Regions from separate parts of the Homo sapiens genome. Here region 1 is linked to region 2. A link is a loop called in an ENCODE intact Hi-C map of the cell type or tissue named here. Cell type or tissue: HepG2. All regions are shown on one strand.

Region 1 (8,000 bases), 690 kb before region 2:
TCCCATTGCATGATCTTAACGTACAGAAGACTTTGTATTTACCATCAATTTTCAGGTGAATTCTCAAAAAATCTGCATACCACTTATCTTTCCTTTCTATGTGAAATAGTTTTCATTAACTCCATTTGTTAGCATATAAATAATAACTTTAGGTTAATGTATTTTACTCTTCAACCCATACCAGAGGCAGGCTAGAAATGATAATTTATTCTCCAAATGCACATAAAGTTTAATGATGTATGCTGCATAAGTGCCTTCTTGTTAAACACACACACACAAGTGCACAGATTTTATGTATTATTTTTCCATTATGATTATGCTTTAGAAAAGCCTTTGCATGCCACCCTGCAGAACTAATAAGTGCCTGAGCACAGAGTTTCCTAGGATGGGGGGAGCTTGCTTTAAAAGATGGTATAGTTAAAAATTGCTGCTGAAACTTGCTTTTGAGGAAAAAATAAGTACTTGGCTCAAGCACTTGGTCTCTACTTGGTCTCTGAGAAAAGGGTAAGCTATCTAACACATGTCTACTCCAAACACATCTGTGAGGACAAGGATGGTCTGAAAGCCCACATGCAGAGAACATAACTAGGCCTGGTTTGTTGATAGCTTTTTCCCTTTGTCCTCACCTCCCTATCTTCCTGCTACTGGAAATTATTTATCTATCTATCTATCTATCTATCTATCTATCTATCCATCCATCTATCTATCTAGATATAGATATAGATTTATCCAACAGAACAAAGGCTGGAAAAGGACATCTCTCCACTTTCCTAGGCTGCCCCTGCCTCCCCAGGACTGTGTCACCTCCCCACCCATCCACACTTCACCACCCTTCTACCTTTGCCTTGGGCTGTTCTCCTGTGGGGCACAGAGAGTGTGGGGCTCCTGGTAAGCTGATTATTATTAATGGGCGTTGTAACTGCTGTGAGTTGATAACATCTTAAAAATAAGACAAAAATAATTACGGTGATGCAAGACTCCTGAACAAACTGCATTTTCAATATAACTCTAATTTTAACATCAGAAAGCAGCTTTATGTTGGTCAATATTTTGATCATTTAACAAACAGCAGCACTGTAAAAGGAAAGTAGGCACAAAACAGTTCAGTGTAGGAGGGTTTACAGAAGGACGGCGCTTCTCAAAGGAGAATGTCTTAAAAATGGATTTTCCTCCACAAAGAGCCTGGTGTTGCAGCTTGGGCTCCAGAATTCTTATGAATGGTGAGATATAACTGAGATGCAAAGCTGTGAACTAGTAAGTGATCAGGACCTTCCCTCAAGCCAGGATGTGAAACAGCCAAAGGAAGTGGAGACCTCCCAGATGGAAAAGGAAAGGAACCTTGAGAGGGCACAGCACATATGCACAAACAAGGGCGATCTGTCCAGCTCCTGGACTGCACATTTTAAAACACACCATCCTCAGGGTATTCTGGGAAAACCCACCAGCCAGACAATGTGGCTACTCCCATGTCCTGGAGGGAAGCTCTGTCCTGTCTATCTCTTTTAAGTATGCAGCTTCCAAGGAATGTAAAACATTCCCCAAGGGGGAAGGGCCAAACTGCCCCACAGCTAGCTAGACTTGACCTGTTAACCCTGTGTTTAAAGATGCTTCAGTTGAGTTGACCTCACCTCCCAGCCTGCCATCAAAGCCACCTCTGTTCAGCCTCCCGTTTGATGGGGGCTGCCCATGCCCAAGCTGCCTTCCCAGTCCTCCTAACTGTGAACTAAGGACTAGTGTTTAAGAAAGGATAGAGCCATGTAATTGCAAATTGTCTTAAGTTTTGTCTCATTTGGGGATCATCTCTGTCTTTTTACCTTGAAAATGAATGCTCTCAAAATAATGAATAAGCTGTCGACCTTACAACTGAGACAGAATTAGAATGATTAGTGTATTAATCAGGGTTATTCCAGAGAAACAGTATATATATTTACATATATCTCCCATTGAGGTCAAGAAAGACATGGGTGTAGCTAGCTAGGTAGTTCACTATACAGCTAGATAGATAGATTATAAGGAATATTTGGCTCATGTAATTGTGGGCTGCCAAGTTCAAAATCTGCCGGGCTGACCCCAGCAGGCTAGAAATTCAGGTAAGTTGATGTTACAGTGTTGAGTCTGAAATCTGCAGGCCAGCAAGGTGGAAACTGAATCAGGGTTTCCATGTTGCAGTCTTGAGGCACAATCGCTTCTTTTTCAGGGCACTTCAATCTTTGCTCTTAAAGCCTTTAGTTGATTGGATGAAGCCCACCCACATTACAAAGGGAAGTCTTCATTACTCAAAGTCTGCTGATTTATATGTATGTGTCATCTGAAAAAATACCTTCACAGCAACATCGAGACTGATGTTCGATCAGACACACAATAGGCTAACCAAGTGGACACCTAGAATTAACCATCACAACCAGTAAGCATGGAGAGTTTGACCCACAGCTCGTACTCATGTTTTATCAGGACAGACTCTGTAGCAGAGTGTGGCCTGATGCCAGGGCATTCCAAGGTTCCTTAGCATGTAACGGTGCCTCTTTTTCCTGGGATTTCATCTACCTGTGCAACCTGTGGCAATTTTTGAGAAATTTTTGCTGCTCCATTGGTCTAATGAGTCGACCTTAGGGATTGGCAAACATTTTCTGTAAAGGGCCAGATAATGAATATTTTCCTATTTGCAGGCTGCACTATCTCTCTTGCAACTGCTCAAGCAAAAGCAACCATAGGCAATATGTAAGTGAATGAGTGTGGCTGTGTTCCAATAAAACACTATTTACAAAAATAAGCAGAGGGCCTGATTTGGGCCATAGGTGAAGAAGAGTTTATATGGTATCTCCCTTTGGCAGGGATATTTTCTCCCCGCCAAACATGGTGAAGGGCGTGGATAAGTGACACTCTGGGCTGGGATGCTTTTAGTTGTGAGGAGTAAAAAACCCAAACAATGGGGATTTTATGACCTCACGTAATAAAAATCCCCAGCAATGGGTAGCTCCAGACTTGGTTTATTCAGTGTCTCAAAGTAATCTTGAAGGACCCAAGTTCGTTCGTTCTTTGCTCATTGCCATCTTCAGCATATTGGTTTAATTCTCCTTGATATTTGCAAATGATTTCTGTGCTTTCCCTCAGACATGCCGACATTCAGGGGAAGAAGAGGAAGAGTGTTCCAATGAGGCTCCGTTTATTTTTTTATTTTTTGAGACAGGGTCTCACTCTGTTTCCCAGGCTGGAGTGAGTGGCACGATCACAACTCACTGCAGCCTTGACCTCCCAGGATCAGGTGATCCTCCCACCTCAGCCTCCTAAGTAGTTAGGATCACAGGTACATGCCACCACACCTGACTAATTTTTTGTAGAAACGGGGTCTCACTTTGTTGTCCAGGCTGGTCTCAAACTCCTGGGCTCAGGCAATCCTCCCGTCTTGGCCTCCCAAAGTGCTGGATTTACAGGTGTGAGCCATGGCGCCTCACCTGGGGATCCTTTTAGTACTGAGGGAAGGAAACCTTTCCCAGAAGCTTCCCAGTCACCTTCCCTTTCTTCCCATTGGCCACGACTAGGGTGCAGGCACCTTGGGAAGGGTGGACCACTGTGACTAACCCAATGCAGGACATGGCTGGCCAAGGGGAGGAAGGTACATGAGCCAGGACAATTCAAGCTCCATCAGAAAACGGGGTCAATAGTATCCCCTGGGAGAAGCCGTGCAATGCCTGCCACAACCCTGCAGAGTCCCAGCAGCTGAGGGGGTCTATTCCAGGGGCGAGATCACGGCCTGCAATGTGTGAGCTGGGTCTCAAGAGGGAGAGAGGGAACAGGCTGGAGAGATGGAAGTCTGGGAGAGCAGCTCCTCGGGAGAGCACCATGCATGAGGAGTGAGGCTTGGGGCAGCTGGGAGAGGACCTAGAGATGGGGAGAGAGAGAAGGAGTGTGGCCAGGAGCACAGGGGGCCACTCAGGCCAGAGAAGTGGGAACTGAAAATGCTCTGGTGAAGGGGAGAGCAGCAGCTGGGCCTGAGACCAGAAAAGCCCCCATGGGCTGCTGGAGGCTCGGGGAGGTGGCAGTGAGCTCTGGGCTCAGGGCACAAGAGGCTTTTGGAGGCTGGGTGCTGGCTGGACTCTGTTTGCCAGCCTTCTCTGTAAGTCCCAGGCATTAGAGCACAGCAAGCAGGAATAACAGGAGCCCTGGGCCCTTAGAAGGAAACTGAGGAGAAGCCTGGATGTCCATGCTGTGTTCCTGAGTTTTAAGGTGACATTTTCTTGGCCACTTTTTATCTGCATGGTGTTGGGGAGACCCTGCTGAGGCTAGGGTTCTTGTTCTGGTCTTGGAGGTGGCACGGCTGGGGCCTGGAGGGAGAGCTTGGCACAGCTCCCAGGCTCTGCTGGGGCCCAGCTCCGCTCAGGAATTATCAGTCACTCAGAGAAAACTCAAAGGGCACTAGGCCTCCAGCAGTCAGCAGCAGTCACAACCAAAGTGGGGAGTGGCTCCATTTGCCTTCTCCACCTGAGCTAGTGCTCCCCTTTCTCATGCTTCCTTTATCCCCCACATTGATGAGCCACTTTTTCCTCCTCTTCATCTGCACTGCCACACCCCACCCCGAACACTTAGCATCCCAGGTGACTTAGCTGGAGGGAACCTGCTATGGACTGAATTGTATTCCCCTAAATTTATATGTAGAAGCTCTAATCCCCAGTGTGATGGCGTTAGGAGGTAGGGCCTTTGCAGGGTGATTGGATCATTTGCATGGAACCCTCTTGCATAGGATTAGTGCTTCTGTAAGCAGAGACATAAGAGAGATGACTTCTTTCCTCCACGTGAGACTATAGCAAACAGGCAGCTCTCTGTGACCCAGGAAGCCAGCCCTCCCTAGAACCTGACCATGCTGGCACCCTGATCTTGGACTTCTAGCCTCCCCTCCAGAACTTCGAGGAATAAATGTTTGTTGTTTGAGCCACCCAGTGTATGGTATTTGTTATGGCAGCCCAAACTGAGTGAAACAGAACCTTAGGGGTTACCTGGTCAAAACCCCCCTTGTTCAGATGATGAGAGGAGAGAGGCCCAGGCCATCAGGCAGGTGAGGTCTGTGGCCAGCCTCAGACTTTAGTTTCCTGATGGCATTAAGAATCTCTGCTCTGAGCCTGGAATGAATACAGGCTCTACCTGTTTTTAGCTGTGTGCAAATTACCACGCACTGTGGTTTCCCATCTATAGAATGGGGCTGTAAGGGACCTGGCCTCACAGGCTCTGGGGATTAGAGGAGATGGAGCAGGCAAAGCACTGAATCCACTGAGGTCTCAGTGCTCTCAGTGATTATCATCATTGTTGTTGATACGCCTGCTTGCCTTATATTCTTTTTACTGCACAAACGCCTTGTTACATATGGAAAATAAATCCACCTGCTTCAGACTCTGATGGACTTGGCCATGCTTCCTTTGTCCCAAGATAGACAATGATGTGCATGATAAGATTCCAGCTCTGCTTCCGAAGCTCAACTCAAATCTACCTTCCCAGACTTCCCTCTGCCTGACTTCCTCTCTCATAGCATACTGTTTGTGATTTTACTGTAGTGCCATGTCTGCCTCATGTCAGTCACACATTTGGCTTGTCTAGAGAGCACACAGCATGCCAGACTCACTCCTTCAGCCCAGCACCTTGTGTGATGCCTGGTCCACACAGTAGGTGCTTAGTAAATGTTTGCTGAGTTAAACCGACTTTTGCCCTTAGCAACCTATTCTCTAAGTTTATGCTGGTGCTGTTGGTTTAAAAGAAAGGAACATGTTTCAATGTGGAAAGAGGAACTCAAGACTTGGGGCCTGCAAATACCTCATCCAGTTTCCTGGAAGCTGGAAACTGAAGCTATAGTGGGCTGGTGGCATCCTCACCCCTGGCGGAGCGTGTGCAGCCTCAGGTAGAAGCACCTATTTAGGGACAAATGAATAATCAAAGGCATGGCCCATTTGCTTTACTCTTTATCTGCTCTTTAAAGGGAAATTTGATTTGAAACTCACAGAGTCTTCCATATCAATGAGGTGGTAAACATCTGCTTGGATGGGCTTTTGCTCCTGCCCCAGTTATTCCCAGTACAACCTTCTGTGGTTCTGATGCTCCCCATTTCCTCCAGATCCCTGTCCTGAGACTATGCAAGCTTTCCAGAAGCTCATACTGTAAAAAGAATTGCACAGCATATGTTTAGACTCAGTGCTGGATTTTCCTTGGGCTTGCTCTTAAGTTTGGGCAAATGCCCCCTGGTAATGTGCACAGCTGGGCATCCCTGAGGCTTGGAGCTGGCAGGACCTTTTGGGATGGCCTTATCCCTTGGGTTTCATGTGGGGAATGACCCAAGACTCCAAATCCCAGCAGAGTCAAGTGGGACCATACTCCTGGACTCCTGACTTCCTGGATGCTGCTATTCTTTCTATGCAGCTGTCTCACCCTTGTCATAATGGGAAACTCAGGGCATAACATTCCACTTAACTGCAACTTGGCTTCTCGAAATACCTCTTCTCTTCTGTGCAAAGATCATGACTCGGTTCTTCCTTCTTCTGTGGACCGTAACAAGCCATTCAGCCAGTCAAGCAAGTCCCATGGGAAATCCCCATTTTGGCCAACAGAGACAGTTCCTCTTTATCTCCCAAGAACACTACCCTTTTGCTCCCCTTTCCAGGTAGTCAAACAGCTGACTGTTCATCAGCAGGCTAGCAGCTGAGCCCGGGGCTTTGAGGGACAGATGACAGCTGGATGGCTGACCAGCTTGCAGAGAAAGCTTGAAATCTTGGGCACACAGGGAATGGAGCAAGAGATTTTCCCATTTGGACATACCAAAGGATAAGTTCTCTTTGAGAGATTGGTGAGGAGTGAGATGGGGTAGAATTCCAGGAAAAGGGAATGAAGTTTGTTTCTCAGGCAAACATGCCATCAGCAAGGTATGGGCTCTAGGCTGAGCTGACAGCAGCAGACAGGGCTTGATGAGCGTGACTTCCAGCCTGCAGAGAGAGCTGCATTCCTGCAAGAAGGGAGCAAATGGCCCCAGAGCAGCTGTAGGCACCAATGTCCCAGGAAAGAAGCATTCCGGGGCCAGGAAGATCCTGCCAATACTTCACTTATATCATAATATTTAATTCTTAGCCATTTGTGGATGTCAGTACATTATTATTGCTTTTTTTCTGTTTTTTTTTTCTTCTTGTATTATTATACTTTAAGTTCTAGGGTACATGTGCACAACGTGCAGGTTTGTTACATATGTATACATGTGCCATGTTGGTACGCTGCACCCATTACCTCATCATTTACATTAGGTATATCTCCTAATGCTTTCCCTCCCCCCTCCCCCCACCCCACAATAGGCCCTGGTATGTGATGTTCCCCTTCCTGTGTCCAAGTGTTCTCATTGTTCAATTCTACAGAATGGGAGAAAATTTTTGCAATCTATTCATCTGACAAAGGGCTAATATCCAGAATCCATTATTGCTTCTTTACAAATGGAGAAACAGGCTCAGAGGAGTTCCACTAGCTGGTCACACAGCTGGTGAAGGGCAGATATAGGGCTCAAGCCTAGGTCTTGTGTACTTGATGGTCAAAGTTCTCATCAGTGCACTCTATTTCCTCATGGTCATGGTAAAAAAGTAAAAATTAGGAGCAGTACTTTAGGACTCAGTAGCTCAGATGCCCCGTTTTATAGCAAAACAACTATTTTACTGGAGAAAATGACAAATATTAATTCATTTAAATCTCTGGAAATTGTCCTAAGGGCACACAGCAAATGGAGAAACATTCATTTAATAAAATCTACTAAATTTTGGTAAAAACAGTGAGGGAGGGTCCATGGCATTTGAACCATGACCCACTCCCCTACCCTCTCTCAGCTCTGCCTTATGGAAACTCTGCTCTAGGGTCTTTACTCTGGGCAGGTGTGGTCAAGAACACAGGGGCTTCCTCTCCCTGTAGCCCTCAGTCTAGGCTATAATTTCACTCCAGGAGGGGCAAGATGCTGGTGTGTCTCATCCCACTTGGCCCTGTGTTGCAGA
Region 2 (8,000 bases):
CACTCAAGGGAAGGGGATTGCACAGGGTGTGTACGCCAGGGGATGGAATGTAGGGAACCATCTCAGAAGTCATCAGGATCTCCTGCTCTGGAGAAAGCCAGCTGCCATAAAGTGAGGACACTCAAGCAGCCCTGTGGAGAAGTCTACATGGATGGAAGGAGGTCTCCTATTAGCAGTCATCCAGAACCCAAGGCCTCCAGCCAACAGCCATGAGGGAAGCCATCCTGAGAGCAGGTCCTCCAGCCCCAGTTGAGCCTGCAGATGATCCAGCCCCAGCCGACGTCCTCACTGCAACCTCTTGAGAAACCAGAGCCACAACCACCCAAGTGAGCTGCTCCCAGATTCCTGATCCTCAAAGCCTGTGTGAGATAATCAATTTTTTCTGTTTGGAGATGCTATTTTCTAAGGCAACTGGTTGCACAACAATAAATAACTAATACACAGCCTTTATTCACTAAAAGAGTAATTAATAACCATGGGAAAAAGGTGCATCGAAACATGAGAAGAGAAATCCCAGCAAAGGTGCCTTCTTCCCCTCTCTATCTTCACAGGCAGAGCTCAACTCTGGGCCTTGTCACACCCCCAGTTATGCTGTGGTCACCACTGGATCCCTTCCACCTCTGTAAGGGCGCTGAGCCATCCTCCCAAACCTCCAGTCTCAACCCAGTGCCCTGCTGCTTCATCCCAAGTTTCTCCCCAGTGTTTTCCCTGGTTCAGACTCATAACTCATTCTACTCCAAGTGCCAAGCTCTCCAGCCTGAATGCCCTTCTCTGGACTCATTGCTTTTCTTGCAGTGGCCTTGTCCCTGCTTGTGCCTTCAAGCTGGGCTGTGAGCTGGGGCTGGCTTGAAGGCCACTCTCAGCCTCCAAGGGGGTGCAGCTGGGGCTTCTCGGCCCTGGGCTTAAGGCCATGGCTACAGTCAAGCCATTTCCCAGTAGGAAGTAAAGCACTTAAATCTGGGTTGTTTTCTTCTCAAGCTGTAAACTCAGCACTAGATGACAAATCGCAGCACCCCCACATCCTGCCTGCCTGGCCTCCCACGCCTCACTCACGTGGCAATCTCCAGATAGTGATGGGGATTCCCGAGGGCATGCAGGGGCCAGATGCCCACTTGTGCCCTGTGCCTGGGTGAGTGAGGTGTGCAAGGTGGGCCTCTGTTCTGCTGCCAGCCCAGCCAATGATGGCAAGGACAGAGGGTTCAAAGCTCTGACCCCCATTGTAAACAGGGGGCAGAGGAGCCGCCCACCTGAGCAGCATCAGATCCATGCAAAGTGCCAGGTGGAGGTGAAACACAGCCAGCGACACGACTGTTGGTATTTCGGGTCAACTCACCTTGAGCTGGAGGGAGCAGTCAGCCTCCAAGAAGGCACGACGTGACACAGTCCAGACCCCTTGCCCGCCTCTGCTGGCCGTGAGTAATTGGCACTAAACACGGGATGCGTCTGGGTTTAATCTAATCTGAGCTCAATTACTTGACTCCGCTGATGGAAACCCGCCCAGGCTCCAGTGCTTCAGTGAAGAGGGCGCTGAGGTCGCCTGCTCACTGCAGCCTGGGGTCCTGTTCCTTCTGCTGGTGCAGGTGTGCAGCTCTGATACGCAGCGCCTGATGGGACTGCAGGGACAACTCCAAGAGCAGGGTTCTCTAGCTCACTAGGCTTCTGCACTCATTGTTCACCTGAACCCAGGGCACACGTGGGTGTGGGAGGGATGCAGGGGAGACCATGTCCTCAAGGTTTGGTGCCAAGATGGGGGCCCCAAGGCACACACACCTTGGTTGGTCCCTCCCTCATCACTGCTATGGAACAGGGCTTAGCCCACGCACCGGGAGAGGCTCCCATAGAAGCCCTGGGAGAGACCCAAGTCCTGGGAGAGACCCAAGTCCTGGCTCTGAGCCACCCTCTGCTCCCCACTTTCCTTCCCATCTGCGTTTGATTTTCTGAGGCCAGCCTGTATCTCACAGTGGGAGCCATTCCTCTCACTGTACACAGACGCCCTGGGCCTGGCTGGGGAGTCCCTAATCCCACCCCATGAGCCTCTTTCTGCCTTGTCAGGCCCACTTCTAGCCCATGCTGTTGAGGCATCTCTGCTCCATCCAGTCCGCCCTGCACTCAGCAGCTCTTGGTGTGGAACCCATCCAAGTGCGCCCCGGGGCTGTTTGGATGTGTGGGTTCCCGAGTCGGCCTGCCCTCAGCACCCAGCTGCACAGGCTTGGTGGTGGCGGCAGGGTGAGAGCCCTCCCCACTGGGTCTCCTCTGTATCTATGGGAATGGGCTGCGGCTGCCTACAGAGGAGCTCAGCCCATCCCCATCTCAGGGCTCAGGCTGGGTCTGCGGGGCGCAGGCAGGAGAGTATAGGCCAGGGCTTTCCAGCAGGAGGTGAGAAACTCCCACAAGGACACGCTCTGCTGCTTCTGGGCCAAATAGGCACATCTGGGGAGGAATGGGCCTGCTCGCTGGGAATTCCCCCTGAATTCCCTCCGGATGTCACACCTCTGCTCCCCCTGACCCGAGGTTGCCCCCAACACCTCCACTCTGATTTGGAGATTTAAAAGGATGTGCAGTGAAAGGATGATAAAATCCTCTATCTTATTTATTTTTCTCTCAAATTTCTAACTTGATGGCTAGTAAGTTGTCAGTGAGAGAAAGAGAAAATGTATGGTAGACATAATTTTGAATAACAAGTTGAAGCAATTGGGAGCCATCACTGTCATTTGGGACAGCCTTAAGCTCTCTCAATTAGCTGTGTAATTTGGGATAATTTACTCAACCTCTCTGTTCCTCAGTTTCCTCATCAGCAAAATGTGGAGATAACAGCGCCTACCTAATTGGGATGCTGTGAGGATTGAGAGAATACACAGAAACAGCTTAGAACACTACCTCAATTGTTCTACACACACCTGAGTTGGCAAGTGTGTGAAGTAACCTCCTCCGAGTCCTGGACTGTGGACAGTGATGCCACCTTTTGGCACAACTCCCCTAGAATTTAAGGAGACCAAGACATTGTGAAAACCAAGTGTCTCCCACCTTGCCAGGACCTATAAAGTCAAGGGCGGTGCTGGCATATTTTGTTCCTGTGACAGGGGCTGATGAGGTCACTGTGGGAATCACAGCAAGTCCAAGTCCATGAGGCTTAGGGAGAAGGCTGTGCATCACCCTCATGGGCCGGGAGCTCCAGGAACAGCTTTCCCAGATTTACGCTGAGGGAGTCCTGAATCCAGGAAGGAGGTTCCATGGCCACCTGGCACCATGTGTCAATCTCCCAGGTCTGTGAGTACTCTGGTCTCAGCCAGCTGAGGAAGCCGTGGGTCAACATGAAAATGCACACCCAGGAAGCCATCTGCCCCAAGGAGTGAGTAGCTGCTGGACTAGTCCTCTCCTACACATGGCTGATACCAGGTGATCTGTGAATCTGGCGTCACATGCTCCCTCAATCCCGGAGCCATCCTGTGAAAGAAATGGGCCAAGGTTCAAAGGCCATCTACAGAGAGGACCTCCCCCTGGGCCCCAGGAGCCCTGTGCTCTCTGGCAGGCACAACCTAGTACTCATTTCAAAGGTGTGGAAACAGTCTGGGAAGTTATGTGACTTTTCATCCCCATGAGCGGGGGATCTGTTGACAAACCTGTTTTTCCTCTCATCTGTGCTCTCTTTGTTGGTTGATGTCGAGGGGCAGGGTGACTCTTTGGTCCCCTTCCCCCATTCCAAAGATCCCCTGCAGGAAGAGGAGAGGAAACAGCATATGCTGTCTCAGTGCAGGCTGCTATTACAAAACTATCATAGACTGGGAGGCTTAAACAACAAACATTTATTTTTCACTGTTCTGGAGGTTGGAAAGTACAAGACAAAGGCACCAGCAGTTTGGTGTCTGGTGAAGACCTGCTCCCTGGTTCACAGATGGCGCCTTCTGGCTGTGTCTCCACATGGTGGAAGAGATGACCAAGTCCCCTGGGGTCCCTTTATTAAGGGCACTAATCCCATTCATGAGGATTCTTCCCTCACGACCTAATCATTTCCCAATGGCCCCACCTTCAAATACCATGGCATTAATACCTTGGGCATTAGGATTTTAACATATGAATTTGAGGGATACAAACATTGGGTACATACCACATGCTGACACCATTTGCCATGATGCAGTCACACTCAGTACCTCCCAAGTATCATCTGCATACACCTGGCTGAGGAGAAAACAATTAGAAAGGTAACACCAGGGGCCCTCCTGGTGATGGAACTGCTCTGTATCTCGACTGTGGCAGTCACATGATTGGACACATGATAAAATTGCATGGAACCAAACACACACACACAAATGAGTGCATGTGAGCCTGATGAAATTTGAATAAAGTCGATCCTTGGATCAATGTGAATTTCTGGTTATGACAGCTATTCTTATGTAAGATGTTACCACTAGGGGAAACTGGAGAATCTCTGTAATATTTCTTACCACTGCATGTGAACCTACAACTCTCTAAAAATATTTTTTAATTGAAAAAAATTAATTCTCACACTCCAAAGTGCATTTAATTTAAGCTACTTTAGTAAATAGGCAGCTGAAGCCCAGGAGGGGCTCCTCCGTCTTTGCTGCTGTCCCCTCCTGGCACCTGTGGCTGCAGGTGAGTGCCAGGAGGAGCATTTCAACAGGGGGAGCCCCGGGGAGAGGGCTGGGCTGGGACTTGCTAATGCTGGTCTTCAAGGAGAACCTAGGAGTGAGTCAGGGCTGGGAGTGAGTCTGCAGGAGGAGCCCTCTGGAGGCCCAGGGGTACCCATGTGGGAGCTGTCTCTCAGCTGGGCAGAGACCTGGCTCCAGTCCCATGGGGGCAGAAGAGGTGGACAGCACAATCTCCTTCAGTCCAGCTGGTGGCCAGTTCTCTAAACCCTCTGATAAAGAGAGGCTCGGATCTCAACATTCACTGCCTCTCAGGGTGGAGAAAGGAAGATTCAAAGTGGGAATGAGGGAATGCTATACTTACTATAAGCAACCAAAATGTATGTTGTGAAAAAGTGTTTTTTAATTGATGTGTTTTTTTCTATTACAGATTCCAAAATATTAAAATTTTGATTTTTCCTATTTTGAGGCAAGTATGTACTCCATCTTCTTAACCCTTAATTAGTGTTTTATCAGAACATCATAATTTTAATCCCAGGGTCAGGTGTGTTTGGGAGGTGCTGACCAGAGCTAACTTAGCAGCTCCTGCAGGAGAGGCCTTCATGGTGCTGCCAGCTCTACTCCAGTCCCTCTCTTGCTCTAAGTTCTCTGCCACTCAAGACTGCCCATTCCTTCCCAGGTCCCAGCTCTCCCTATAGTTTCTCTCATGTGCAGAGCCATGACTTGCAGTGGCAATCGGCTGGGCCCATGGATGCCATGTGATGCCTTAGCTTTTCTTACAGCTCAGTCTTGGGAGTGCAAGAGAGACAATAATTGACTGAAAAATCATGTGGCTCTCTGGTCTGAGGTTCAGAAATCTTTCAATTGTGCTTACGGAAGCATGGCTTCCCCTTGTGGAGGTTGTTATTGTTGTCAGTGGTGGGGTGTGTGTGTGTGTGTGTGTATGCACCCGTGTGCACACATACATTATGTTTTGTTTGAGATTTTAATACTTGAAGCAGGAATTAGCAAGATCAGACACCATTTCCTTTCACTGAGAGTTAGCCAGGCTTGATTCCTTCCCGGAGCTACATTCTTTCTCCCTTGGTCCAGGGAAAACTTCTCAGATTGGGTTCCTGGTTGATGTGAAGTGTAAACACGATGCAAAAAGGAGACTCCTGGCTTCAGTGTATTCATCAAGAATTATTGGCATAACCATTACCAATTAAAACATACAAGGTTTCCCAGATATTCTTACCTGATCATATTACAAGACAGCCATTTAAAACTGCCCTAAGGCCATCAGTCTAAGCAAAAGCAACCAATCTAAGAAGCAAAAAGTAACACATACTGGAATCCCATGCTATGTGATGACATGGAGAAGTTCGTAACATACACAAACCAAGGGTTCTTAGGGGGGATATGGCCTGTTGAGGGGCATTAGGTTGCAGTCTTGGTTGATCCAATTTAAACACCTGGGTTGATACAGAATTCTGATTTTCTAGGCCTTGATATTTGCTACAAGCGAGTATTTCTGCATAACTTGGGTCACTTTTTCCTCATGGTTACCTGACCAGTCTGTTCACTGTGAACATTGCCTACTGTGTCCACCTATCATGGAGAAGACCTGAAATTCCACTGTGAGGACTCTAGAATCACAGGTCAGGAGACAAGTAATCTTTCCAGCAAAGAAGTTTCTCAACCTTCTGGTAAACATAGTACAGGGAATTTTAAAACTTCTGTTTGGTCCTCTAAGACTTTGGTCCAGACTTTGGCTTTGAATTTAAGACTTAATAGGGGCTACCCTGGAAAATTAAAGAACCCCAGCTAGGAAGTTGTCATAAGGGATGCACTTACTTTGGGGACACTTGTATGAGATCATCAGGTATGGCATCACCAAAGAACTCTCCAGCCCACCTACAACCGTTCTCCCTCAAGGCCAACACTGGTAAGAGCAGGCACAGACAGGGAGGGTTGAATCACCAGGATCAGCACCAGACAGCATATTCTCTCTAAAATCTACCAATGTGGGAAGAGCCAGAAGGGTGGATTCAATCCAGATGCCCAGGGAAATCAGATCCCAACACCAGGTCAAGGGGAGGAACTGGGAGGCATAAGCAGGACGCGAAAGCCAAGAGAAAACCCAGTGGATCTGGAACAGCAGTGAGGAGGCTCCCAGTGAAAAAAAATTTTTTTTTTTTTTTTTTTTTTAAACGGAATCTTGCTCTGTCGCCCAGGCTGGAGTGCAGTGGCACGATCTCAGCTCACTGCAAACTCTGCCTCCCAGGTTCAAGCGATTCTCCTGTCTCAGCCTCCCGAGTAGCTGGGATTACAGGCGTGTGCCACCACGCCTGGCTAATTTTTGTATTTTTAGTAGAGACAGGGTTTCACCGTGTTAGCCAGGATGGTCTCAATCTCCTGACCTCATTATCCGCCCACCTTGGTCTCCCAAGGTGCCCAGTGAAAATTTAAAGCAGCATTGCACGTGTTGATCGTAGAATATACAGTATTTGGGCAGGTAAGGTTGACTGAAAGGTATCAGTTAAGAAGAACAAGCTTTGAAAGCTTAGTCTAGGTTTTGTGGGTTTGTTTGTTTGTTGGTCCAGTAGGACTGGGCCATTTTAGATTTGTCTGTTCTTTCATAAACACTTATATTTGCAATGAGAGAGACATTATGCTGGGCTCTGGGAAAATAATGGTAAATAAGGTATAGGACCTGATTGAAGGAAATTATAATTTAGTAGCAAAGATTAAAAATGGAAACACAATTGCAATGTGATGTTTTAAGTTTGGTATTAATGGAAAGTTCTAGGTGCAATTGAAGTATCTAGGAAAGGTAGTCTTGGAATAAAGACAGGAAAGGTTTAGCAGAGGAGACAGCTAAAGCACAAATAAATAATTAGAAGAAGATGGTCAGGTGAACTGGGGAGTGCATTCTAAGAAAATGGTCACCATGTACTCTGAGGCTTTCTCAAGCAGCCCCTCAGCTGATTCTCTGGACTCCTGGACATAGTCCACTCTGCTGTGCACATGCAGAAGGCAGGCAAAGCTCCTGCTTCCTGGGCCACTCTGGCTGTACCTCCCCACCTAATGTGAGCTGGATGCTTGTCAGGGGTCTGTCTTCATTTTCCTCATATCTATTTATAACTCTTATACTTGTTATCAAAGTTATTTAATATAAGTAAATTTATTCAAACCAATGAGATATGGGTACAAATGAGTTGTCATTCCTGTGAAAATTATTTTTTTATTTTGTAGCTAGTTTTATTTTTATTTATTTATTTTATTATTTTTCCATAAGTTATTGGGGTACAGGTGGTATTTGGTTACATGAGTAAGTTCTTTAGTGGTGATTTGTGAGATTTTGGTGCACCCACCACCTGAGCAGTATACACTGCCCCCTATTTGCAGTCTTTT

Evidence for each region. Peaks named below come from ENCODE experiments on the same cell type or tissue, not always from the same donor. Only the 100,000 strongest peaks of a DNase experiment are listed, where the experiment ranks them.
Region 1: a loop joins it to region 2, with 10 times the contacts of the local background. A loop is called at or near these places in 1 of 110 quality-filtered maps.

The regions. Positions count from the first base shown.
Region 1 is chr10:44,946,501-44,954,500 of GRCh38, reverse strand. All of the region lies in intron 1 of TMEM72-AS1 (TMEM72 antisense RNA 1), which reads left to right. Among named protein-coding and RNA genes, the nearest start is that of TMEM72-AS1, 9.2 kb to the left of the region's middle. RefSeq lists an enhancer at 6,430-6,669. In HepG2, a CTCF peak has its summit at 4,936; DNase peaks (open chromatin) are centred at 1,560 and 4,395.
Region 2 is chr10:44,254,929-44,262,928 of GRCh38, reverse strand. No RefSeq gene overlaps it. Among named protein-coding and RNA genes, the nearest start is that of LINC02881, 34 kb to the left of the region's middle. RefSeq lists enhancers at 724-853, 954-1,033, 2,044-2,103, 92-2,276. In HepG2, no CTCF peak of the experiment used is centred here; a DNase peak (open chromatin) is centred at 3,578.